6 separate regions of the Mus musculus genome follow, and all the other regions are linked to region 1. The links are chromatin loops, found by intact Hi-C in ENCODE. Cell type or tissue: gastrocnemius. All regions are shown on one strand.

The links. Hi-C counts contacts between places; a loop is a spot of excess contacts. Peaks named below come from ENCODE experiments on the same cell type or tissue, not always from the same donor. Only the 100,000 strongest peaks of a DNase experiment are listed, where the experiment ranks them.
Region 2: it touches region 1 in a loop (2.9-fold over the local background); 11 of 42 quality-filtered maps call a loop at or near these places.
Region 3: it touches region 1 in a loop (2.6-fold over the local background); 10 of 42 quality-filtered maps call a loop at or near these places.
Region 4: a loop joins it to region 1, with 3 times the contacts of the local background. A loop is called at or near these places in 11 of 42 quality-filtered maps.
Region 5: it touches region 1 in a loop (6-fold over the local background); 38 of 42 quality-filtered maps call a loop at or near these places.
Region 6: a loop joins it to region 1, with 7 times the contacts of the local background. A loop is called at or near these places in 37 of 42 quality-filtered maps.

Annotation. Positions count from the first base shown.
Region 1 is chr16:78,450,146-78,454,145 of GRCm38, reverse strand. No RefSeq gene overlaps it. Among named protein-coding and RNA genes, the nearest start is that of Gm25038, 28 kb to the right of the region's middle. In gastrocnemius, a CTCF peak has its summit at 1,673 (motif pointing left); a DNase peak (open chromatin) is centred at 1,638; H3K27ac peaks cover 1,142 bases.
Region 2 is chr16:78,948,319-78,952,318 of GRCm38, reverse strand. Chodl (chondrolectin) reads right to left here. Exons shown (of 6, transcript NM_139134.4): 6 at 586-1,962. The coding sequence ends at 1,878. Among named protein-coding and RNA genes, the nearest start is that of Chodl, 19 kb to the right of the region's middle. In gastrocnemius, a CTCF peak has its summit at 1,740 (motif pointing right); no DNase peak of the experiment used is centred here.
Region 3 is chr16:78,967,721-78,971,720 of GRCm38, reverse strand. It overlaps Tmprss15 (transmembrane protease, serine 15), which reads left to right. Exons shown (of 28, transcript NM_008941.3): 23 at 3,405-3,454; 24 at 3,597-3,783. Among named protein-coding and RNA genes, the nearest start is that of Chodl, 39 kb to the right of the region's middle. In gastrocnemius, a CTCF peak has its summit at 2,235 (motif pointing left); no DNase peak of the experiment used is centred here.
Region 4 is chr16:78,574,086-78,578,085 of GRCm38, reverse strand. D16Ertd472e (DNA segment, Chr 16, ERATO Doi 472, expressed) reads left to right here and starts at 1,398. Exons shown (of 5, transcript NM_001252439.1): 1 at 1,398-1,662; 2 at 2,032-2,165. The coding sequence starts at 2,039. In gastrocnemius, a CTCF peak has its summit at 1,752; DNase peaks (open chromatin) are centred at 1,308, 1,690, 2,134, 3,483 and 1 more place; H3K4me3 peaks cover 2,877 bases; H3K27ac peaks cover 2,298 bases.
Region 5 is chr16:78,633,255-78,637,254 of GRCm38, reverse strand. No RefSeq gene overlaps it. Among named protein-coding and RNA genes, the nearest start is that of Gm24861, 11 kb to the right of the region's middle. In gastrocnemius, CTCF peaks have their summits at 86 (motif pointing left) and 1,816 (motif pointing right); DNase peaks (open chromatin) are centred at 52, 1,091 and 1,821.
Region 6 is chr16:78,624,660-78,628,659 of GRCm38, reverse strand. Gm24861 (a small nuclear RNA gene) reads right to left here and starts at 3,913; the gene lies at 3,807-3,913. In gastrocnemius, a CTCF peak has its summit at 1,647 (motif pointing right); no DNase peak of the experiment used is centred here.

The DNA of each region.
Region 1 (4,000 bases):
TTGCATCAGCTCCTGCTTCCTGACCTGCTTGAGTTCCAGTCCTGACTTCCTTTGGTGATGAACAGCAGTATGGAAATGTAAGCTGAATAAACCCTTTCCTCCCCAACTTGCTTCTTGGCCATGATGTTTTGTTCAGGAATAGAAACCCTGACTAACACAACACACAATTCAGGAATTCATAACTCTTTACAAAAAAAAAAGTTTGTCCACCTTTGGATAAAAGAAATACTAGTAGGAAATACATATGACTTTTTTTTTCTACTAAAAAGCATCACATATCCTTCTAGGATCAGCCCACACGTGATATGCTGTATCATACTCTATTTTTTTTCTAAGTTCACTTACCTTTGATCTTCTGCTTTAGGTAACAATATACAAATTCTTTGATGTTCTTACTGGTGATTAAAGCAGCAGAACGAAGGCCTGAAATGATCTATCAGTAAGAGCAAAAGAGCAGAATGACCATGATTGATGTGATGGAAACATTTTTACAAGGACTCTCCACTGGGTGAAGAGCTACAGACAATCATGGCTGCTGAGGAAGGGGGAAGGAAGCCCCTTGAATATCCAATGTCAAGTGGACAAGTGGACACACATGCACACAAGTAATACTAACTGAGCCCAATAGGAGGTGTGTGTGTGTGTGTGTGAGAGAGAGAGAGAGAGAGCATGTGTTTGTATATCTGTGTCTGTATCTGTGTGTTTGTGTGTGAGCATGTATGTGTGTGTGTGTGTGAGAGAGAGAGAGAGCATGTGTCTCTGTATATCTGTGTCTGCATCTGTGTGTGTGAGTATGTGTATGTGAGAGTATGTGTGTATATGTGTGCGTGTGTGTGTGTGTGTGTGTGTGTGTGTGAGACACAGAGAGAGAGAGCATGTGTCTGTATATCTGTGTCTGCATCTGTGTGTGTGTCTATGTGTGTGAGTGTGCATGTCTATGTCTATGAGTCTGTCTGAATGTGTGTTTGTCTATGTGAGTATATGTGTTTGAGTGTGTTCATGTAGGTGTCTGTGAGTGTGAGTGTGTGTGTGTGAGCGTATGTTTGTGAAACAATTGTAATTATCCAAGAAGAGGTCATGACTCCTAGAGAAAGTGAGAGGGGCACAAGAGGCTGATGGGGTAGATATTACACAAACAAAGCATACCCCTGTAAGCGCTCAAGAGTAAAAGTTAAAGGCCATTACTTAATATATAACAAATCTCCTATTTACCTGTGTGAGAAAGTAACATGAAGATTATTTGAATATGTCAATTTGGTATAATTTTCTGTATAGTTCGTAATCTTTAAGTATTTTCCTGTCTGCTAAGATAAACCTTAGTTTCAACAGTCTGCAATTTGCATTTCAAGTAACAAAAGGAAACCACTTGTTTTCTTAATGTTTGCCAAGACACCTTGCTCACTGGTGGCAGTGAATAATATGTATCTAAAAATAAAACATGTGTGTGTATATCATAATACATAAATGATACTTCAATGTAAAGGATACTTTGTGTGGCTTGTTTACTAATGTGCAAATCTCATATTCTTTTCAAGTGCCGTAAACGTGACAAAAGAAACTCTTTTAGATTTGATGTTTAGGTGCTGCGTAAGCGCTTGCTGCTCCCAGTCCTTTGACGGCTTTGACTGTCGATTCGCTGATCTTGAAAGAACTAATGCGCCCTCTTGTGGTAGACTACTGTAGTGACTGTCTTTTCCATAACTAGTTTTAGTTAGGGAGCTATTTTAGGCAAGTTGTTTCACCCGACACCAATAATCTCCTCTGTGGTGAACTCGTATGGAATAAAGTGTATTGGAACTTCCTGGATAAACTTCTAAAGTCACCCTGGGCAATTATGAAATTTGATTACCACTGTCTCACACCCATCCTAAATTTCTAAGAACAGCATAAAATCTAACATTCATTTTTTTTCAGTCTCCAGAACCACTTTTTAGAATATAAAGTATAAATTTATCACTTTCTTGTGTATTGGAAGTTATTTTTAAAACATGTACCATCACTGCTTTCCAATATGAGGATGTTGATTCACAAATAAGCATAAATAATTTTGTCCTGGACATAGGAAAATTCTCCCAGGTACGAAAGGGCTTTGTGAGAGTCAAGTCTACCCTCCAGTCTCTGGCGGCCTCTTCTGCAGAGGAGCTTCGGGCACTTGTGTTGGCAGCAGACCTTGTGACACTCGACATTAGATATTGCATAGCACAAGAGTCAGTTTGTCCCTCAAGTATATCTTGGCACTTGGAACCCACACTACCAGTGGTGGTTCTGTGGACGCGGCACGGGTCGCTTCTCTTATGTGACTCTGGGTCTATACTACACTCTTTTTCCATAGTATTTATCCAGGTTTGTGAGTCCAGACTGCTTTGTTTGTTTGTTTTGATTTTTTTACATACACAAGTATACACTATACTTAGTAGTGATGTAGTTTAGAAAATGGTTTGCTTAGAAAATTTCACTGGAGGCACTTTCCAGTTTTCCCTTGCCAATCTCTGACGTGAGTCACAGAGGCCGAGGTCCTTCTCTCTGGGACGGTCAGGGGCTGGTTCTTCCTCTTCAGCAGGCCACAGACCTTCAAAGGCTGCCCCGCCCCTTCCCTGTTCCCAGGATCGGTTCCAAGGATCTGATCCGTCACAAGGAAGGAGGGCAAGCCACAAAAGAGGAGCCGAGAGGAATCTGGACAGGCTACTCAGGGTTTCCTCCCACATTTCGGATCGCTACCGGGTCAGTTTGTCCAGTCGCATTTCTAAGCAGTTCTTCACGCCTGAACAACCTCAAGCATAAAAAGCTTTCCTATAAGAGAGGAGGAGTGACTGGGAGGGAGGACTAGGAGGAGTGGGTGGGGAGAACTAGAAGGAGTGGATGGGGGAAGACTAGGAGGAAAAGATGGGGAGGACTAGGAGGAGTGTATGGGGAGGACTAGGAGGAGAGGATGGGGAGGATTAGGAGAAGTGGATGGGGAGATCTAGGAGGAGTAGATAGGGAGGGCTAGGAGAAGTGGATGGGGAGGACTAGGAGAAGAGGATAGGGAGGACTAGGAGGAGAAGATGGGGAGGACTAGGAGGAGTGGATGGGGAGGATTAGGAGGAGTGAATGGGGAGGACTAGGAGGAGAGGATGGGGAGGATTAGGAGGAGTGAATGGGGAGGACTAGGAGGAGAGGATGGGGAGGATTAGGAGGAGTGAATGAGGAGGACTAGGAGGAGAGGATGGGGAGGACTAGGAGAAGTGGATGGGGAGGACTAGGAGGAGTGGATGGGGAGGACTAGGAGGAGAGGATGGGGAGGACTAGGAGAAGTGAATGGGGAGGACTAGGAGGAGTGGATGGGGAGGACTAGAAGGAGTGGATGGGGAGGACTAGGAGAAGAGGATGGGGAGGACTAGGAGAAGTGGATGGGGAGGTCTAGGAGGAGTGGATGGGAGGACTAGGAGGAGTGGATGGGAGGGAGGAGACTGGGAGGAGAGGAGGAAGGAGAACTGTGGCCAGAGTATAATATATAAGAGAAGAATAAACTTAAAATTTTTTAAATAATTAAAAGGAAGACACTTGACATGGACCTGTGGCCTCACAGAACACACACACACAAGCACACACACACATCCATAAACAATACACTTATTTTTAAAAAGTCAGGGATGCTAGCACATATTTGTGATTCCTGAACTGGGCAGAAGCAAACAGAACCATCTCTGGAGCTCCCTGGCCAATCTCCATAGCCTAATCAGTGAGTCCTAGGTCCCAATGAGAAATCCCACATCAAGAAAGAAAGTGGCCAGCTTGTGAAGGATGCTCAGTATCTCCACACAAATGTGCACACGCACACATGTAAACATGCATGCACTAAACACAAAGTTCTTCTTGAGTCTTTGGGTTCTCCTTCCTGCAGTCTTCGATAGCATGTACAACTATTCAAATATGTTTGCTGTGTTCTACCTTTGATAACTCACCATTGGTTGTAGGATTATGACAGGTAATGATGTCACTGCAGCCTTGGCCATTATGC
Region 2 (4,000 bases), 500 kb before region 1:
TGTACCGGTTTTGCAAGGGCCAGCTAAAACTTTACAAACCCTTTTCAAAGATGGTATCATCACCATCTTTTAAGAGGACAGAGAATTGTTTTCCCACCCTTGTCACAGATGGAGTTTGCCATTAACACTGGATGCTTTCCTGACCTTGATAATAAAAGAAACACCAGCCTTCCCCTTTCAGTTTGTGCTTCCATCCTTCAGCTGTTAGAGTTCTGGATAGCTAAATGGAGAAACGAGTGGAGTTGGCATACAGGCAAAACATAGATCCAAACAGCTGGCCTCCCATTTGACCCAAAAGGATGGAGCTAAGTGGGGGCAGCTGAGCTTAGAATGCAGTTGTCCATTCAGTCTCAAGGCAGCAGGAAAAGATCTGAGAGCCCATTTTTGCCTCTTGTTTGGAAAAACCAAGTCTACTTAAGGACTGTCTAACTGAACAAGACTGACAGAGAAAGAAGAAACATCCCTGTTCCTTCAGATCTGCCGCTGTCTGGGCTCTTCACATGCAATGTTTGATTTCATCCTCAGGTAATGATGAAACACATCTGGGCCTTGGTCCCTTAAGAATGTAGACAACACCAAAGATCATTCTTCAGAAACAAGAACTCTTTATTTGGCTAAAAGTGACACAGGGACATTTGAAGACAAAATAGTTACAACTCTCTTGAGAAGAACAAGTGCTACGTGTTGAGGAAACTCCATCAGACAGAAGGAAGCCACAGTTCACAACCACAAACAACACTCATCAAAGATAAGCAAACATCAGCAACCTCGAGTCCCTGGCCCATTAAATGATGTGATTTGTAGTTTTGTTTTTCTTCTTCTTCTTCTTTTAATCATTAATATCAGTGTGTTCTGCTTAGCATCACACTGCTGGAAACCATTGAGCTTTATATATTATACAGGCTAAATTCAGTTAGGAGAACCTCAGCCAAACAGCAACTGTCTGACTCCAAAGCCTTCAAATAGTTACTCTGTTTGATTGAAAGGGAGGAGCCACATTGATTCCTGACACTCTGGGGAGCTATTTGCAATTCTATAGGCAACATGTGAAGACCTGTGATTTGTACTGCAGATGCCATTTTTTTCAAGGTTAACTCTATTGGTGTCTATACAAGTATTATTAAAGATACTTTATTACAAAAATCTGTTTAATTTTAAATTAAGAATAATTGTAAGGCACGTGTCTTGCACAATTGAAGTTAGACAGTTCTTGCCTCTAAGTAAAGTGTTTCAGCAGATTAACAGCACAGTCAATGAAATAGTTTCTTATTTCTGAAGATACTTCCTAAACTTTATCGAACCCAAAGCAAAGAAACAGAACAAACATGAACTATCCTACCAAAGAAATGTTTTCCCTATGCAAGGATTTCTTTGTGTCTGTGTGAATTCAGTTTTTAATGAAAACACTATATATGTAAAAATCAAATGTCATAAATATAAATATCAGAACACTCTATTTTCATCAAACACTTTTGCAAAGGTAGAATGTTTCTGCACACCGTAAATTGAAATACAATTTATATTACATGACATAGATCAAAATTTATGAAGATGAAAAAAGAAAGAGAGCAAGAGTAACTACTCCCAACACAGGTATTCCAGATTGGTCCACAGAAATTATATCCGCATGGTCCATTTCTTTTACATGAAATTTAGGTGTATCCTTTAGGAGAGTAACCAGGTCTCACTCAGCATATGTTGTAAGTGAAACTATAAACTTCTAAAAATTATTTTGACATTTGCCTCAAGGGGGAGCTTACAGTCCATCTTGCAGATCCTTTGAGATTTCAAGCCATTCCAAGGTGATGATGCCATTCCTTACATTGATCAACGATTACAAAACTATTTTATTTTTCCAGAACAATGCCAGTTCATTATTATACCTCCATGCCACTTTCCTTCCTCGTGCTTTTTGAAATCCACAGTGTAGACTGATTCGGGCTAGTTTTTGATCTTCCTTTACTGGAAAAAAAACATAAGAAGAAATAAATTCAGTTCTTGAGTCGTATCAAACTAAATGTGTCTCGGTCCAAATGGAGACAGTCAGACAGATATTATGAGTTCTTCTTCCCTCCTGAGAATACTTTCCATTCCTACAAAAAAAAAGTCTAGATTATTCCAAGATGTAAAAATGGCAAACAGTTCTTATAAGTGTTGAGAACAGACAAGCATATTTGCATATTTGTATCTTTTCACTAACCATAGAGCTCAAACACGCATGTGCAACAGTGCCCAGCAGAGTACTAAAACCTCCCATTCCCCCCTCCCCCAATAAACCTTGTTTTCTTTGGCCAGGTTTCTGAATCTCGCTTTATGGGCACTCTGATATAATTGTTGATACAATTAGTGTCCAATCGTTCCCAAACACATGCTCCAGTCCTAGGTGCAAGTAACCATCTATTGTTTTTTTTTTTCCTTTAGTCTTCCTAAACTGGATTTAAGTCCTTTGTGTACTGAAAGGTTCATTGTGCCTCTCTCTCGAATCAATGTATGTCCAAGGCAGATGCACATTCACGGACTCGGGGGCTTGTGAGTTCTTCCTCCAAGATAGGTCTGACATGTAAGTTCCATTCCCTAGAACGAGACCTAGGCCCTTATGGGATTGTGCCTGGGATTCAGTTTGTTCTTTCCCATAGTAGTCATTGTTCTGGCTACGGTAAAAGTGCCTGTAAGTATCCCCAAGATCAAATGTCAAGATCTGCATTTCTTTGCCTTCGTTTCCTGGAAATAATCTTTCACTTGGTCTATCCACAGCCCCCTATGTTTAGTCCTTATGTGGGCCCAAGGTTCCCACAGTTCAACCCCTAATAGCTTTTGGCCCCCACTCACAGATACACCTTTGCAACATTCCACCATCCTGTCGATTTGCAGAACTCTTTAAAGACAAAAAGATCTACTTCTAAAGCCTTGAGCATTATGATGCAAAAACACTTGCTTCATATCAATTTGAGTGTTGTGGTGATAAATAAAATTCCAAATTACACATTCTATGGATATTCCTTCTAATCAATAAGATCAACATAATGTTACCAGGTATATCCAGCATGAAGAGAAAGTAAGTCAGGCAAAGTTTATGAAGAGGAAGGGATTTTAAATGGTAAGAAAAGTAGTTAAGATATCCATGTGGCCTCAATTGTGCTTAATCATTCACTAAAAAATGTTCTACTAGTTAAGGGAAGGAGAGTTATTTTGGAAATGGTATGGAATGAGAGAACCCGCCATGTGTACCAGATTGGAATTTAAACTTTCTGCAAGGCACTCAGATGATAATGGAGTGGAGTCTTTGATGAAGTGTCTCCTTGCTTTCCTGGAAGAAAGGAAAAGGGGAGGATCTAAGAATGATGGACAAAGGACTTAAGCTCATCCCGGCAACTGACAGGGCCCAATTTTGGTTTATTTTCTCACACTGAAATTTTCAAATGCGTGAAAACAGCCACAGATCTTTTAAATGAAAACAACCACTCTTGGGAAAAACAAAACAAACCTTCAAGGCAGTGCCACTGTTGCTCGACGTGTTAGCACATTTCACTTGACAAGTGAGAACGTTTGAATCATATATTTAGTGTTTACTAATGGAGCTGCTATTTAAATGATTTAAATGGCCACTTTAAACAGCCTGTCTGGGTTAGAAGAGATTTGTAATCCCCCTACACCACTGCTTTCCCAGTAAGAGATCAACATGTTTCCATCCATAGTCTTAGGAATTAGGACAAGAAATGACATATTTATTTTCGTGTGTGTGTGTGTGTGTGTGTGTGTGTGTGTGTGTGTGTGTACAGGAAAATAAATTTACAGTGTTTAACTTGTCTTTTAATGAAAATTAAAAGGGTCTCAAAATTTAGTATTAATTGCCAGAGCTTAACCCCCTTATTTTTAAATGATTTTCATACTTTCAAAAGTTATTGTTTTGTTTTATTCGATTTTTTCCTTTGTTATTCTTGTTTTAATTTGATTTCATTTCATTTCATTTCATTTGACTTGATTTGATTTGATTTGGTTA
Region 3 (4,000 bases), 520 kb before region 1:
ATTTGTATAAGACAGTCTAATTTACTGTTTTAAGCCATTGCTGTTATGACATACAGAGAGGAAGATGATATACCATAATACTGTTCTTAGTCTCATACTCTAAAGCTCTAAATATCATGAAAATAAATTGTAAGTTTTAGAATAAATAGGATAAATACGCCTCAGACAACCATCAAAAGACAAGGGGTTACGTGAGAATCAAGGGGTTATCTTTCTTAGCAAACAAATATGAATATAATTTAAAAATAATATAATTAGTCCTATATTGTATCTTTTTTTTGCTATTTTAAGCTAGATCTTCTCTTATACCCTTTTTTGTGAAGTATTAAAAATCAGCATCCTTCCTCTATTCAAAAATTCTGTCATAGTATATTATGTAATTTCTCCTATTTAGACATTAGTAGTGATTTTTGTTTGAGACTGAGGAAATTGGCCTCTGAATCTCATATTCCCACTACAGATAAACTCGGGATGAGAAATGACTGCAAAGAGACATCAGAATTGCACTCTTAACAGTTAGCATCCTGTTACCAGTACACTTTACTTAACAGACTTGACGTTAAAACAGCATCAGCTTATTCCACTGCTCAGGAAAGTCAGCACTCCCCAAAGCTCAAGCAATAAAACAAATTTGTAAGCTCTACATTTAGTATCTGCGAGAGAATCTTGGGGTTTAGCACTGTCTGTCAGTGTTGACAGATAGCGATCCCAGTGGGTTTGAGCCAATCCACCTGAAAGTTTTCACACAGGTTTCACAACTTCCTTTCTAATAAGGCGTTCTGAGAGCCCATGGTTCTCCGGTATGCTGAGAATTCTACCTATTCAGGTTTCCTAGATGTAAATATTAGTAAGAAAGAGAAAACAAAGTTTAAAGCCATTCAAATTAATTGAATGCCTCTTTCAGAGAAAAACCGTATTATTTCCTTTTTTTTCTTTTTTCTTAATTTATTTATTCACTTTACATCCCTGATTGCAGCACCCTCCCTCCTCTCCTCCCAGGCTCATCCTCCCCAGCCCCTCCCCAACTATCCCTCCTGAGATAGGAAGGCCTCACACACATCCGGGTACCAACCTGCCCAAGCAGATCAAACTGTTGCAGGACTAAGTGCACCCCTTCCACTGAGGCCCAACAAGGCAGTTCAGCTAGAGGAAGGGGATCCAGGTTCAGGCAATAGATTCAGAGACAGTGCCTGCTACAATTGTCAGGGGACCCACATGAAGACCCAGCTGAGCATCTGCTACAAAGTTGTAGGAGTCAGGTGACAGTTTCAACTAATATTAGTGCCACGATTATACTTATATTCATGGTAGTTGAAAAAAGAAAGACTTTATATAGATGTACCCTTTATGCTCATTTACACCAAAAAAGCCAGTTAGCTAAATGTCTTCAATCCTTTCTTTAATTGGCCCTATTATACTGAGCAGGCAAAATTGAGACATATTGATTTATTCAGTCCCTTAGTTAATTAATGTTATATAATTGTGGCATTTAGTGTAAGATGGAAAAATAGTGCTTTGGAGGGTATCCTTCTTCTAAAAGCTGTAACAAAAATAAGGAAGAAGTTATCGGAGAAAATGTGAAATTTCTTGTGAGATGGCAATGAGCTATTAACTGCTTATGTGCTTGATTAAAAATATTTAAGCACTGTTTGCCCTTTCTAAGGCCAGTAACACTGTCCCAGGAGCCATTCTGAATATGGATTTTTATTAATGAGCACTGTAGATTTGAAAAGCGCATTTGTGAGACTTGAAAGTATCCTACAATGCATCCTGTAGCCTACTTTTCTTTCAAACACACGTGAGCATCAAAAGGGAAATTAATTGAGATTTTCGAGGCATTTTATAGAGAGGTATATAGAAATACTGATCATTCACAAAGTACATTTTCTTATATTTCTATTGAAGTTGTCTTATATATTAAAAGAGAATGTTGATAATAGAATGTCGTACGTTCTTTTTAAATAAGCTTTACCATTCGTGTTCTAAAACTATGGAGTTGCTTTTAGTGAGCACATAGCTTTGTTTTGTGTTTTTTTTTTTTCTTTTATCCTTTTTCCAAAGTAAGAGTACTCAAGCAACATGCACACGTCATTTAAGTAAGTACATAAGTGTAGAGCATTTAATTCTATGTGTGGGCACACATATACAAATATTTAATGTGTGGGATATCCGCAGAGGCAGAATAGTGGCAGTGTTATGATTCCTGGTGTAACATTGCCCTCTGCTGGTCAAATTGTATAAAACCTCGTAAACAATTTTATTTTTTAATGTAAGTTTTCCTGGCTTTGGAAAAACCAAATTTCAAAACTATAGGCGATGTGATTTCAGTAGTTTACGCGTAGTCGTTATTTTATAGTCGCTACGCACATGTCTGCCTCTTTTACCAGCGTAAGCCCATTTGCTTTCCAGAATGAATTTCACAGCCTCATAGAAGGGCTTGTCACTGAACAGCCCTGAAGTAGATGAGACTGGAAGCGGGTCTTCATCAGTTCATCTTTTTCTTACAGTTTGTTTCTACTACGTCTGTCACCAAATGGCCAATCATAGTCTAAAAGTATTAAAGGGTAAATCCATACATTAGCAGTTCATTAGCTTCAGTTATTACCAATCTCGGGAGCACTAGGCAATCTCACTGAGTCCGGAGTGAACCATCTCTTGTTGTGGCAAGAACAAAGCATGCGTTACCTTTCCGCTGATCCTTCAGAAATTAATTTAATTCCCAAGATTACTTGCAGCGTTCAGTTCTTTTCTCCACGTAAGCCATGCTTTGCCCAAGAGTAGTACCAGACTACAGAAAGACTGTTTCTTTAAGTAAAAGTTTTCTACTTAGTAAGGAGAGAAAGAAAAGTCATATGCTAATATTGCTTAAAAATTACAGCCTGGCATTAGCATGTGTTATCTATTCACCAAAAAGAAAAAAAAAGTAGAGAAGAAAAATAATCAATTTGCGTTACTATCCATCACCTAAGCCCAAAATTCAGGATTTACAACCGTGATGTGTCACAAGTACTTGATTGAAAGAGACCATGTTGAACACAGGGTTTAGCACTGTAAGTGGTTTTAGATATAGACTAGAGTAATTGAAACATATTCCCTAGGAATGAGAAAGTAGTGAAATCCATGTTTGCTGAAATCAAAATAATTCGTGATAAAAGTAATCAAAAGCAAACATTTCTCACAGTCTTCAGGAAACCACAAGACATTGTATTTATTCTATTACAACCATATTGATACTGGATAATTTTCCTAAAATAATTTGAAATTCCATGGAAGAATACAAGCACAGCCCTATTTTGAACACCGTGGGGCATTTTCTTCTGTGGATTTCAACTCTTCTGAATTTCATATCTGGTATATAGATTTAAATGTCTACTTAACTAATAAAAGCTTCTTTTCTCTTATAGTCTACAATGCTCCCAAGATTCCTTGATTCTATTGCAATGCAACCATAAATGTAAGTATTTGTCACCTTTTACTCCTTCAATTCAAAATTCCAACATATGTCACTTGAAACTATTTTGTTATCACTTCGATTTTCATGACCAAATAAATTATCTAAAAAATAAGGTATATCCTTTCTTCAATTCTTTTAATAGCATGTGGAGAAAAAAAGGTGACTCAGAAAGTCAGCCCAAAGATCGTTGGTGGAAGTGACGCCCAGGCAGGGGCCTGGCCCTGGGTTGTGGCTTTGTATCACAGAGACAGGTCTACAGACCGTCTGCTCTGCGGTGCATCTCTTGTCAGCAGTGACTGGCTGGTGTCAGCTGCACACTGTGTGTATAGGTAAGTTTGAACATGACTTCCAACTAAATGTCAGTCAGTCATGACTGAAGAACCATTGACTTGGGACAGTGGCTCGTGTTCTCTTTCTCCTGCTAATAAAGATATCGTATGTATATCTACGCAAGCAGCCACAGCACAGTGCATGTTTTAAAGGCTATTAAGTAAATCTGACAAATTTAAGGAAACATAAGAAAAACTTTCAAGAGTTGGGGAAAAG
Region 4 (4,000 bases), 120 kb before region 1:
TATGAACAGCAATGAGGCCCTTTCTCAAACAAGATTTAAAAAAAAAAAATGAGGACAGACATCTGAAGTTGTCCTCTGAGCTCCACACACATGCCAGGATATGATCATGCACACATCATACACACCACATATACAAACATACACATACAAATATAAACTTTGTAAAAATCACTTTAATTAAATAAATGAGTAGAATCCAAAATGCAAGATATTTAACACACCCCAAATTTTAATATGCATAGGGGGCAGGGACCTATAAAATATTCATTATTATTATTAATGGGGGGGCGTGTCCTGGTGACTGTGGGACACTCTTGGAGGACAGCTTTGTGGAGTTAGTACTTCCGTTCCACTGGGAATGGAGCTCAGGTTGCCAGGTTTGCCATAGCAAACACTCCCCCTCCCCCATCCCACCTCATGCCACCCCCGCTGAGGCACCTCAGGTCCATGGATCTGGGGGTCTTTTTCAGAGCAAGGTATTGATTTCTGGATTCTGCATTTGTAAAAACGCCACATGGGGTCTTTGAGTCATCCACCACACTTCGGTAGCATGGGCACAGATGACTTTTTTGAGTCCTTGATTAGTGGCTTTACCTCCGCAGCCTTGAGTTCAAGCTCCAGTTTTTGTTTCTAAGAAACTGCGATAAAGGGTTAGTCACCACTAAACTGCAAGAGCCGAGTTTCCTGTTTCTCTTCTGTGGACTGTTGAGAAAGACTAGCATAGCAAACGTAACTGAAAGTATTGCGTAGACTTGTGGCCTAGGCAAGGCTTAAGGAGTCAAGCAGATGATGAAAGTACATTTACATACTAAAAAAAAAAAAAGTTTAGGAAAGGGGTAGACTTAAAAACAAGAGGCGGAGCCTCGGGAATGTTTTCCGTGGATGTGCATGGGAGGTACCACATCGTGATACATAATTCGAAGAAAAGATGCTCTGCTTCTAGAATTATACCTAAATCGGGATATCTGAATTATCAACTTTTATCTCATTCAGAAAGTCAACCAACATGAAACAGGAGTTCAAGGATAATACTTGGTTCAGGCTCCTGGTTTTGAAGCAATACACTCCCCACGCGTGTGTGCCTTTCTCCTCCTCCACCCCTCAGGCTTAGCCGTGGGCCCATTCCTGCAATCCGCAAGTGGCTGGAGTTTTCAGGGGCTGCAGGGAGGCGGGCCGGACGGGTCCATGTGCGCCACGCGGAGGGGAGCGAGATGCTCTCCGCGGAGGCGCAAGAGGATGCGCACGGGGGCGCGGGGCGGCGCGGGGCGGGCGGAGGGCGGCTACACTCCCTGCGCTAGGGTGGCCACGTGGGGCCCTGGGGCTGTGGGCTGGCCCGGCCGCTCTCCCCGTGGGCGGCTCGGGGTGGCGCAGGCGGCCCGGGCGGGGCGGAGCGCGCTGCTGTCTGCGCTGCGGCGCCGGCGGAAACAATAGTGCGGATCGGATCGTGGCGCGCGGACGGTGGCCCGCGGAGCCGGACGGTAGAGGTCCTTCTCTGAGCCGCTCTGGTGCTCAGGACCAGTGCCGGGACGGACGGACAGACGAGACGGATCCCACGCCGTGCCGGACGCCCACGATCCTCGAGTGGCGTCCCCGGGACCCTCCGGTCCGTGGCTGAAGAGTCTCCGACGTGAGCCGATCCTTCCCGGGTGTCCCAGTCCCCACGTGCGTCTTGCCGCGGCGGAGCCGGGGAGCCGGGTAACCGAGTTAGCGGGACGCCTCCAGACGCTCACCCAGAAGTTGGCAAAGCCGCGTCCCAGCGGCTCCTTCTGGCCACAGCGACCGACCCGAAGTTGGTTGACAGGCCGGGTGTCTGCCGGCGCGACCCGGGAGGCGGGTGTCTCCTGTGGGCAGCCCTTTTGCTTTTTCGCAGTAAAACTGTGATACTGTAACTCCAGGTATGGCGATGCTTGCCTGACAGGGCTGTTGCAAACGCCTCCTTTTTCGGTTTTTGGGGGGGTTTTTGGTCGGTTACTGCAGGCCATAAGCAAGTTTTTGCCGTTGTGTAACTTGCTCCTTTCTCTTTCCTCATAGGGGCACTATGAACGAAGAGGAGCAGTTTGTAAGCATTGACTTGAATGATGACAACATTTGCAGTGTTTGTAAACTGGGAACAGACAAAGACACGCTCTCCTTCTGCCACATTTGCTTCGAGCTAAATCTCGAGGGTAAGGATTCTGCGGTTTTAACTGCGTGCCGCGTACTACTTTGTGCAACTTAGGCTGAGATGTTTGGAGGTAACACTGCAACTGCTTGAAAGCCTAGAGATTGTCCTAAGTGAAGATCTGCTAAGGGTTTCTGGAAATGAAGCCAGAGTTAACAATAGTTATGAGTCGAGGGAAATGTTTGTCTTTATAACAGAATGTTAAGCTCCTTTTAACTAATATGAAATGAAGTGCAGGTATTGTCTGATAAACATTTAAGAATCAACATGACCGTACACGTGGGCAGATATAATTTTACTCCTTTCTGCCAAACTTAGTCTCTATTTTTCCCATCATGTGGTGAATTTTAACTAACTTTTATTTTTTTAAGTTGTTTATATCAGATTTTAAATAACTTCCTTTAATATTAATAATCTTTTTAAAAAAGGACTTTTCAATTCTTTCGATGCCAGTACCATTGTGAGAATGTGTAAAAGAAATGCTTGAGAAATTAAACCTTTTGCTGAAGGTTGTGTTGGGTACACAGATAACTGGGTCCTAGATGTTTCCAGGAAACATGGGCTGTGAGCTTTCTATTTGCACTGTCACAGTGAAACCCCAAGTCTTTTGGGGTATCTATGAGTCACACTGAAGAAGAATCTTAAAATTTCCCCCAAAATAAAAATTTGTGTATAACTTGAATTTTGAGGTTCTAATGTGTCTGTCAGTAGAGAAAGATCTTACTAGATACTAAATATTTTGAAATACCTAGATGCTTAAGGGCTTGGTTTCAAAACAACATTTCATTTTGTCTTTAAAGACTTTCATGATTTTTTTTTTGTCTTATTAAGAGGGACAATGTATCCTTATTGCTAAGCACACTCCTGTACTGAGATCATAGACTTTGCCATTCCTGTTAGGACTTGTTACTCAGAAGTGTTGTAGCTTCCAAATGGTGTCTGTCTTGGCGCATCATGGAGTTTCTGTGGGCTAAGTAGTATGCTTGTTACTCTGGCTTTAGTAAATTGTAGTGATTACACCTAGTTTTAAAAGCGTGACTTAGAAATGACGATTTTTTTTTATGTGTGTGTGGAGTTTATATTTATGTTCTCTGTGCCCCAGTGAGAGGGCACACTTCTGCTCTTTGGAAACAGTTTTTTTTCCTGTGTGTTCTCACACCTCCTGGAAGTTTACATTTTAGAAGGGCAGAGACATCAGACAGGATCAACTTGCAATCTCTGTGTTGTCTGGAAGAAACTGAGGCCTGGTGGGTGGGTGGGCTGCTCCAGGTTGCTGGAGTGGCGTCAGCAAGCTGTTCTTCTGTGCCAGGCAAATGTTTGCTGGGAGCACATCTGTGCCAAGCCTGGCCCTAAGCGTCTTACTGGATTATCTTCATTCAAAATAGCTCTGGGATGCCTGCTATGATTACTTGTTTGAATGTGATGGAATGGAACATGAGAGACCTAAGGAGTGCAGTTTGAAGGCACATCGCTAGTAATTGGTAGTCCCAGGCTTCGAAGCCCGGCCATCTAGTTCTTGTGGCTGTGACCTCAGTCCCACTCATCTACTGTCAATAGGTAGTGAACTGTGGGATAGATGCTGGAAATCCTTCCTCCCGAATCCTAATTGGTTTTTGATTCAGCCAGCTTTCCCTAATTGGTGCTTCCTGATACGTAAATCATCATGCCATATAACACTTTACTGCAGAGACCTCAGTTTTCATAATTGCTTTCCTGGCCCTTCTGAAGCTGCCTTTTAACTAACTGTGAGCATTGTAGCTCTTGATGTGTAAACATGACCCCGGTGCTATGTTTTTTGAAATAATACTTGTCTATTAGTCTAAAAGACAAAAAAAAAAA
Region 5 (4,000 bases), 180 kb before region 1:
ATGATCAGGTCAAAATAGGTCTATCAACAGACTTGTAAGAATTTCAGCACTGAGAAGTGCGGTTTTGCTGCCCTCTGGAGGAGAGGAGTAGGTCACTTCCTCCAGTAATACGCACGCTTAGAACTGATCAAATGACTGACTACAGTAATCCAGTCACAACACTTTTAAAACTATGGTAAAACAAATTGCCTTCAGAAAATGACAAGAATCTCATAGGAACCACATTATCAAACCCCACACTAGCCCATAGAAGGAGCCCAGTCTGTCATTTGCCTTTTACACAATGTGGAATCATTGTTTACTCAAAGGAATTCAGAAAGTATGCGACCCACTTTCTATTCCATGACTGTCTGAGCAAAACATAATTCAATAACCCCAAAGGAAGACACATCAACCTTTTATAAACAGAGACACCCCTTTATGTAAAGATAATTTATATTCTGTGGACAGAAATATATTTCCTTTTCTTTTATTTAATTTTTTTTCCTTTCACAACAATAGGAAGCAAACCATATAGGGAGTGAGTAGCCATTTGCTTAGTGGCATTTACTTATTACTAGGCTGCTATTCATTCTTTCTAAATAACACCAAAGGTTGGTTGAGAAACTCATGGATTTTGGTTCTCTTCTATGTGGCCCATCATACTTAAAGTGAGTGACCAAGTTGCACTGGGCACGAGAGCTGTTTATCTGCAAACTGACACAGACACATTCGTGTTCACCCACTCTCCACCTGAGCAGTCAGAGAGTCAACGTGTATGAAGAGATCTCTTCGAGGGCTAAAGATGGAATAGAGACTGAGGGAATGGCCAACCAATGACAGCCCCAACTTGAGACCCATTCCATGGGAGAGAGCCCACCCCTGACACCATTAATGATACAGACAGGAAGCTACATAACTGTCTCCTGAGGGGCTTCATCCACCAGAGTATAGGGGCAGATACAGAGACCCACAATCAAACATCAGGCGGAACCCAGGGAGTCTTGTGGAAAGTGGAGGATATAAATGAGCGAGTCGGAGGGATCAAGGCCACCAGAAGAAAACCCACAGAGTTAACCAACCTGGGACCGTGGGCGTTCACAGAGCCTGGGCCAACAAGCAGGGAGCATGCAGGAGCTGGACCTTACACATCTGTAGCACACGTACAGCTTGGTCTTCATATGAGTCCCTAAGTAAAGCGGAGGCTGTCGACTCGGTCTCTGTTCCCTGCCATTGGGTCCCCTTACCCTTACCTGGACTGCCTGTTTAGGTCTCAGTGGGAGGGGATGTGCCTAGTCCTACTAGGACTAGATGCCCCAGGGTGGGGTGGTACCTAAGGGGGCTTTCTGTTCTCTGGGGAGAAGGGGAGGGGGCAAGGGGGAATGATTTGTACGTGAGAGACTGGAGAGGAAGGAGAGGCTATGATTGGATGCAAAGTGAATGTAAAAAATAACTTTAAAAAGAGAAAGATCTCTGCAAGCCCTAGACAAAGGTTCTAGACTTTTTTTTTATGGAGGCCTTTTTAAATTTTTTTTCTTTTTCTTTTATTATTAGGTATTTATTTCATTTACATTTCCAATGCTATCCCAAAAGTCCCCCACACCCTCCCACACCCACTCCCCCACCCACCCTCTCGCACCTCTTGGCCCTGGCGTTCCCCTGTACTGAGGCATATAAGGTCTGCACGACCAATGGGCCTCTCTTTCCACTGATGGTCGACCAGGTCATCTTCTGATACACATGCAGCTAGAGACAGGAACTAGGGCAGTTGGAAGTCCAAGTCCCGTTTATAGAGACAGCTTTGGAATGCGTACTGAATCTCTGTACTGCAGTGGCCACTAGAGGGCGCATCAAACGACAGTCTCAGAGAGACCCTGCCAGCCTTTTCCTTTTGCCCAGCAAAACAGGTGCCTTTTCCTCTTGGTTTGTTTGCCCTGATTACATATTAATGCACTCTCTGAAGCACCCTTTTTCACACTTTGTGCTTCAGATAATTCTTTTCATATTTCACACTCCAAGACTGTCTTAATCCTGAGTTCCAATTGTTTTAGTTAATTGAGACCACAGGAGTAAAAGAATGATCATTGGCTGGTGTCTTTCTCTTCTCATGAACCTGAATTTTTAACCGTGTGTGTGTGTGTGTGTGTGTGTGTGTGTGTGTGTGTGTGTGTATGTGTGAGAGAGAGAGAGAGAGAGAGAGAGAGAGAGAGAGAGAGGGAGATGTATATTCATGCATGAATATATGTGTGTATAAATATGTATTGAGTATGAATGTGTGCATATGTGTATGTGAAAATGTGAATATACATGTAGATACATGTATATATGTGAAAGTGTGTGCCTGTGTAAGAATATGAGTCTGTGTATGAATGTATGTATATTTGTAAATACATATTTGAATTAGCATATTCTGAGCATCTATGTGGATAAATGGATGGATGTGTGTGTGAATGTGTAAACGTAGGTATGCAGGTATAGGTGTATACACGCACATGACATAGCAATGATGTAGAAATTGGAGAACAACTTCGGGTGCTGGTTCTTCCGTCCTCCCACCTTGTTTGAGGCACGGTCTCTTGCTCTGTGCAGCCCAGACGGGCCAGCTTGACCAAGAACACAGTAGGGTGATTATGAGTGTTTCAAGCTGGATGTGGTGGAATACACACAGTAAAGGCAGGAGACACTATATTAGCTCTCTGGAATCATTGGCTCCCTAGACAAACAAGCTTTATAGAACTTTCTGCTTTGTGCTTGCTGAAAAGTTATCTTCCAAACCAGTCACAGACCAAGGCAATACAGCTCAGACTCGTCACGTGTGTGCAGTCGCCATTACAATTGAGAACTTCTCCCTTCCCCTGTGGTCAACTCGCGTCAAGTTCATAACTCTACAGCAGGCATGGAAAAGAAGATTTGCTTCCTTTCTCTTCCTTGTTTTCCTCTCTATTTCTTCTCCACGGGTCAAGCCTAGGAAAGAGAATTTGGCAGGAAAAGGCATAGCTCTTTTTAGGTGGCACAAGTATGACCTTGTATCACAGTCCTCTGTTGGGCTACGCCATATTGTTCTCTAAAGGACACCTTCCCATTGGGCTGTGCCAACAGCGTTTCCCACTGGGATGCATCAACTGCCTTTCCCACTGGGCTGTGCCAACTGTGTTTCCCACCGGGATGCACCAACCACCTGCCATGCAGCTGGCCACTACTCCTCTCCTCTCACTCCTTCACAATTGCCTTCACCACGCGGCTCTCTCTGGAGTAGGGTTTGGGTCTGTTCTCAATGTTCAGAAAGCTTTAACGAGCACCACACAACCACTCCTCTATCTACACCTCAGCACTTTGCTTCCTAGCCGACACTTCGGCTCCTAAGGGAAGACCCACCTCCAGCCATCACCTATCACCGCTAGCTTCCTCAGGCACAAGCTAACTGTGATTCTGGTCTTCCTTGAAGAAGACCCAAGCACACCTAGGGACCAAACCAGTAAGCAACATTCCTCCGTGGTCACTGCCTCCTCTGCCGCCTCCAGTTTCCTGCTTTGGCTTCCTTTGATGACAGACAGAAACCTGTAAGCCACAAATGACCTTTCCCTCCGTAAGTTGCTTTGGGCCATGGTGTTTATCACAGCGACAGGGAAACAATCCAGGAGGAAGACTTTTGTTAAAACTCAAAAGCAAGGGAACTCATCATATGTCCTTACGTGGCTGTGAGAAACCTACTTTACTCTTTGAAATTCTATTTTGAAAGTCCATAAAATGAGGCCCCTTCCCAGCACCTACTGCACTAGGCTTTGGTACAAACTAAGTGTTATGAAGCAGAATTGGGCAGCCAGAGAAGCAAAAGTAAGACCACATTACCTCTCCATGGGAACCCACTATGGCTCTAGTAAAAGAACAGCCTCAAAGCTCAGGAACGGGAAAAGTCACTTTCCTTTCCTCATTCCTAACACAGAGCTTACAAGTCCTGTGATGGCTTGAGTGAGAAAGGCTCATCATATATTTCAGGCTTGGTCCCCAGCTGATGGACTTT
Region 6 (4,000 bases), 170 kb before region 1:
ATTTATTACACTGCGTGGGAACTTATTTTTACTTGTAAGTCACAGAAACTCTTCTCAAACGAGATACTGAAAGCCAAGATGCTTGTACTGCAGAAGTGGGCTGGCTGAAACCTGGACCAGGAGCAACAGAAAGCACCAGAGATATAGGGCTATGAGGCCCAAAGAGCCATGGTCAGAATAGGATAACAAAAAGCGTGAAAGCTGGCAGCAAGAGTGTCCCTCTCCCCCTCACTTCTTGCCACGTGCTTAGTGGCAGAATTGTGTAAACGTGGTGTGATAGGTGTTTTACCCTAAGAACTGCTTCAGAAATGGAGCGTTTTCTCTCTAATTCTTTACCCCATCTGGCTTTTGTGGGATGGCTGACATCTCTGTAGTACAAGGCTAGGATGAACGTTGCCATGGCTCCAGGTATTCCTGATGCCCCAACCTTTGGGGCTTCTATGAATGTACCTGCTAGCCCAGGTCCCCAAAACTGCTAGAGCAAACTGGTTGGTGTTCTCACAAGTCCTATTTGACACCTCTCTTCTGGGCTCATCTGTTCAGTCAATTTCTCGCTTTTATCCCCTGTCTTAAACACTCAGGTTTCTGCTTCCTGAGGGATGGGGGAGAAACAGGTCGTGTTAAGTAAATATGTGTGGTGGTTTGGATGAAAAATTATCACCTCCCTGAGTTTCAGGCATTTCAAACATCAGTCCCTAGTTGGTAGTGAGAACTTTTAGGAGGTGGGGACTTGACGGAGGAAGGTGAGCCGAACTTTGAGAGGTCGGAGCCTAGCTCCACACACAGTTTTATCCTTGTACTTCTTGTTCGCATTTGAAAACTTGGTCTCTCAGAGTTCTGCATAGGCAGCCTGCTGCTGTCCCTCACCTACCACCATGCATTCTAGAAGCACAAACTCAAATAAACTCTTGCTTCTTGCCTTGGTCACGGCTTTTTGACACAGCATCAGAAAAGTAATTAAAACAGGACTCTACCACCACGAAGCTACATCTCTATCCATTTATATTTTATACCAACCTACAACTAAATGACACTTAAGTCATTAGGAGTTATTGGCGTGAGGACAGGAAAGGAGCTGGACAGGTCACTGACTAAATCAAGACTCCAGTGGTGGCATCTGGAGGTGACAAATAAAGACGAAGCCATCAGAGCTTTTTTCTAAGAGTCAAATAAAGGGACAGAGTTCAAAAGAAATGGTGCCACTCATTAATGTTTTCTGTGGTGGAAAGGAGATGGGAGAAAACTGAAGACATTTCCTCCCATTTAATGAAGGAGTTTCAGTCTGCTAATTGGAATTAATAAATTAGTCATCCCTCAAATGAATTCTTCAACAAAGGCCAAAGTAAGTGAGTAATTGACTCTTTCACATTTGTGTGCAGTGAATATTATCAACTGGGCACATTGATTCTCCAGGTGTTTTCATTGTGACATACAGTGTCTACTTAAAGACTCTTCATGCAGTCAATACTGTATTTTATAGAAATCTGAAATTCTACTCCCTATAATTTCGCTCATGTGGAAAATGCATCCAGATTTCCAAAAGTAGAAAGAAATTATGGGAACATGTCCAAGTGCTAGACTTCTTAAAACGTGAGATAGATTTTAATTTTTAGTTCTTGAGTTGTGTCCACTAGAAGGCAGCAAAATTTTTCAGAAGAACATTGCACTTACTAGAGAGAGAAGTTATGAGGAAACCTGGATTGCTACTTGCTGATACACACAAAAGCATATTAGAGCCCCAGATAGCCACAGTGTGGGGAAATAGCTGGGGGTGGGGAGGGGGAATGCAGCAGAGACATGTCTCAGCAGTTAAAGATGCTTCCACTAAGCCTCATAGCCTGAGTTCAATACCCAGAACACACACGGTAGAAAGACTTCTATATGTTGCCCTCTGTGTCAGTGTGCAACCCACTCACAAATAAGCAAATATATAAATAAATAAATAAATGTTTAAAGCTTAAGACTTGGAATATTTGCTTCTTAAGACTAGAATATTCATGACTATCCTATTTCTTTTTATAGAATTTCAATGAAAATTATTATAGAGCATTTTACTTCAAAGCTTCAATGACAAGCTTTATTTTAGCTGAATATCCAGTTAACTTATAATTTCTCCATTTGATGCACATGATCTAAGCACTTCGCACAGCCAAATGCTTGACCTGACAATTGTTCCTTTATTGGCATGACAAAAGCCTGCCCACCTCACTGTGCCCGATGCATCTCTGTGTCTTTCTGGCTTCTTCAGAGAAGCAGCAGCAGAATCTTCAAAGTCTTTCTATCTCTCTCTCTCTCTCTGTTTGTGTCTCTCTCTGTCTCTCTGTCTCTGTCTGTCTCTGTCTCTCTCTCTCTCTCTCTCACACACACACACACACACAAACACACACACATATTCTCTTGTGTGTGTGTGTGTGTGTGTGTGTGTGTGTGTGTCTGTGAACATTTGTGCCCCCTGGGGAGTCAAGTCCAGAGGTCAAAGGACAATTTACAGGATTCTGTTATCTACCTCTACCATGTGGGTTGTGGGGATCAAACTTATGTCATCAGACTTGGTGGCAGGTATCAGTCAGTCCCTCCTTAGCCACCTCACCAGGTTCAGTCATGCACCATTTATGAAAAATTTTTGTGGTCTCTAGAGAAAATGGATATGTCTTTTACCTTAAACCCAATCAAGCCTGGCAAAAGAAAGGTCCTGGTTAGTTGACAGTTTACCATCTGGTTTCAGATGTAGAATACAGTCTTCATGTAGCATCTCCCCTGTCTAGCCACACACAATAGCACGTAAGGCATCCTTTAACTCAAAACTCTCATGATAATACATGGATTAATTTAGCCAGAAGGTATCTGCCCTACAAAATAAAATTTTCACGCATTCCTCCACACAGTTTGTTAATAATTTTAGGCTAAGTATAGGCAATACGTGGCACAGTGAGCCATTCTAATATTAACTCAATATTTTCCTCAATACTTCTGTGATGAAAATACTCAGACACAGAAGATAAAAACCACACTTAATTAGGATTTGGTGTAGGATGTTTTATCTGCCTTCACTTCTATCCATTTTCTCTATTCTTTCAGTTAAAAAACACACTTACTGTTTTATGGTATGTTAGCGAGATCATCTGCTCCTAGCAGAGCAGTTCCTCTGTCTGATCTTGGGCATGCACAGTGTTCTAATTAATGTCCACTCTTAGACACTGTCTTGCTGAAGCAGTTATCACCATTGTTCTCCAAAGTGCCACCTGCCACTTGCTGGTGTTCCAGGACCTCTGCATCCCATGAGAACTCTTGCTTTGTGTCTGCACTATATTTAGGTAAGAAAACACTTACTGCCCTCACATATGAATTGGAAGAAAAGCTAAGGAGTGGGCAAAAGTGAGAGACACCCCTCCAAGAAGTAATAGAGATGTTGTGTTTGCTGGCCTGAAGGAACAATTTTTGCCTTGGGTCTGAAGCTCATGAGCTGAATATCACGCTCAATACCAAGTGGGCAATATTATCACATGTCTTACTTTTAAGTATGAATAGTACAGTCCAGAAAAGTATCAAGAGAAAATTACTTTCTTTTTTTATTTATTATTTTTTTAATTAGGTATTTTCCGCATTTACATTTCTAATGCTATCTCAAAAGTCCCCCATACCCTCTCCCCCACTCCCCTACCCACCCACTCCCACTTTTTGGCCCTGGCGTTCCCCTGTACTGGGGCATATAAAGTTTGCAAGTCCAAAGGGCCTCTCTTTCCAGTGATGGCCGACTAGGCCATCTTTTGATACATATGCAGCTAGAGTCAAGAGCTCCGGGGTACAAAAATATGGAACGCTTCATGAATTCGCATGTCATCCTTGCGCAGGGGCCATGCTAATCTTCTCTGTATCGTTCCAATTTTAGTATATGTGCTGCCGAAGCGAGCACGAAAGTTACTTTCTAAAACATTTGTAGGATGTATTAATGACAAATCCAGAATGCCAGCTCCATCAAAGGTATGTTTTCCTTCACTTC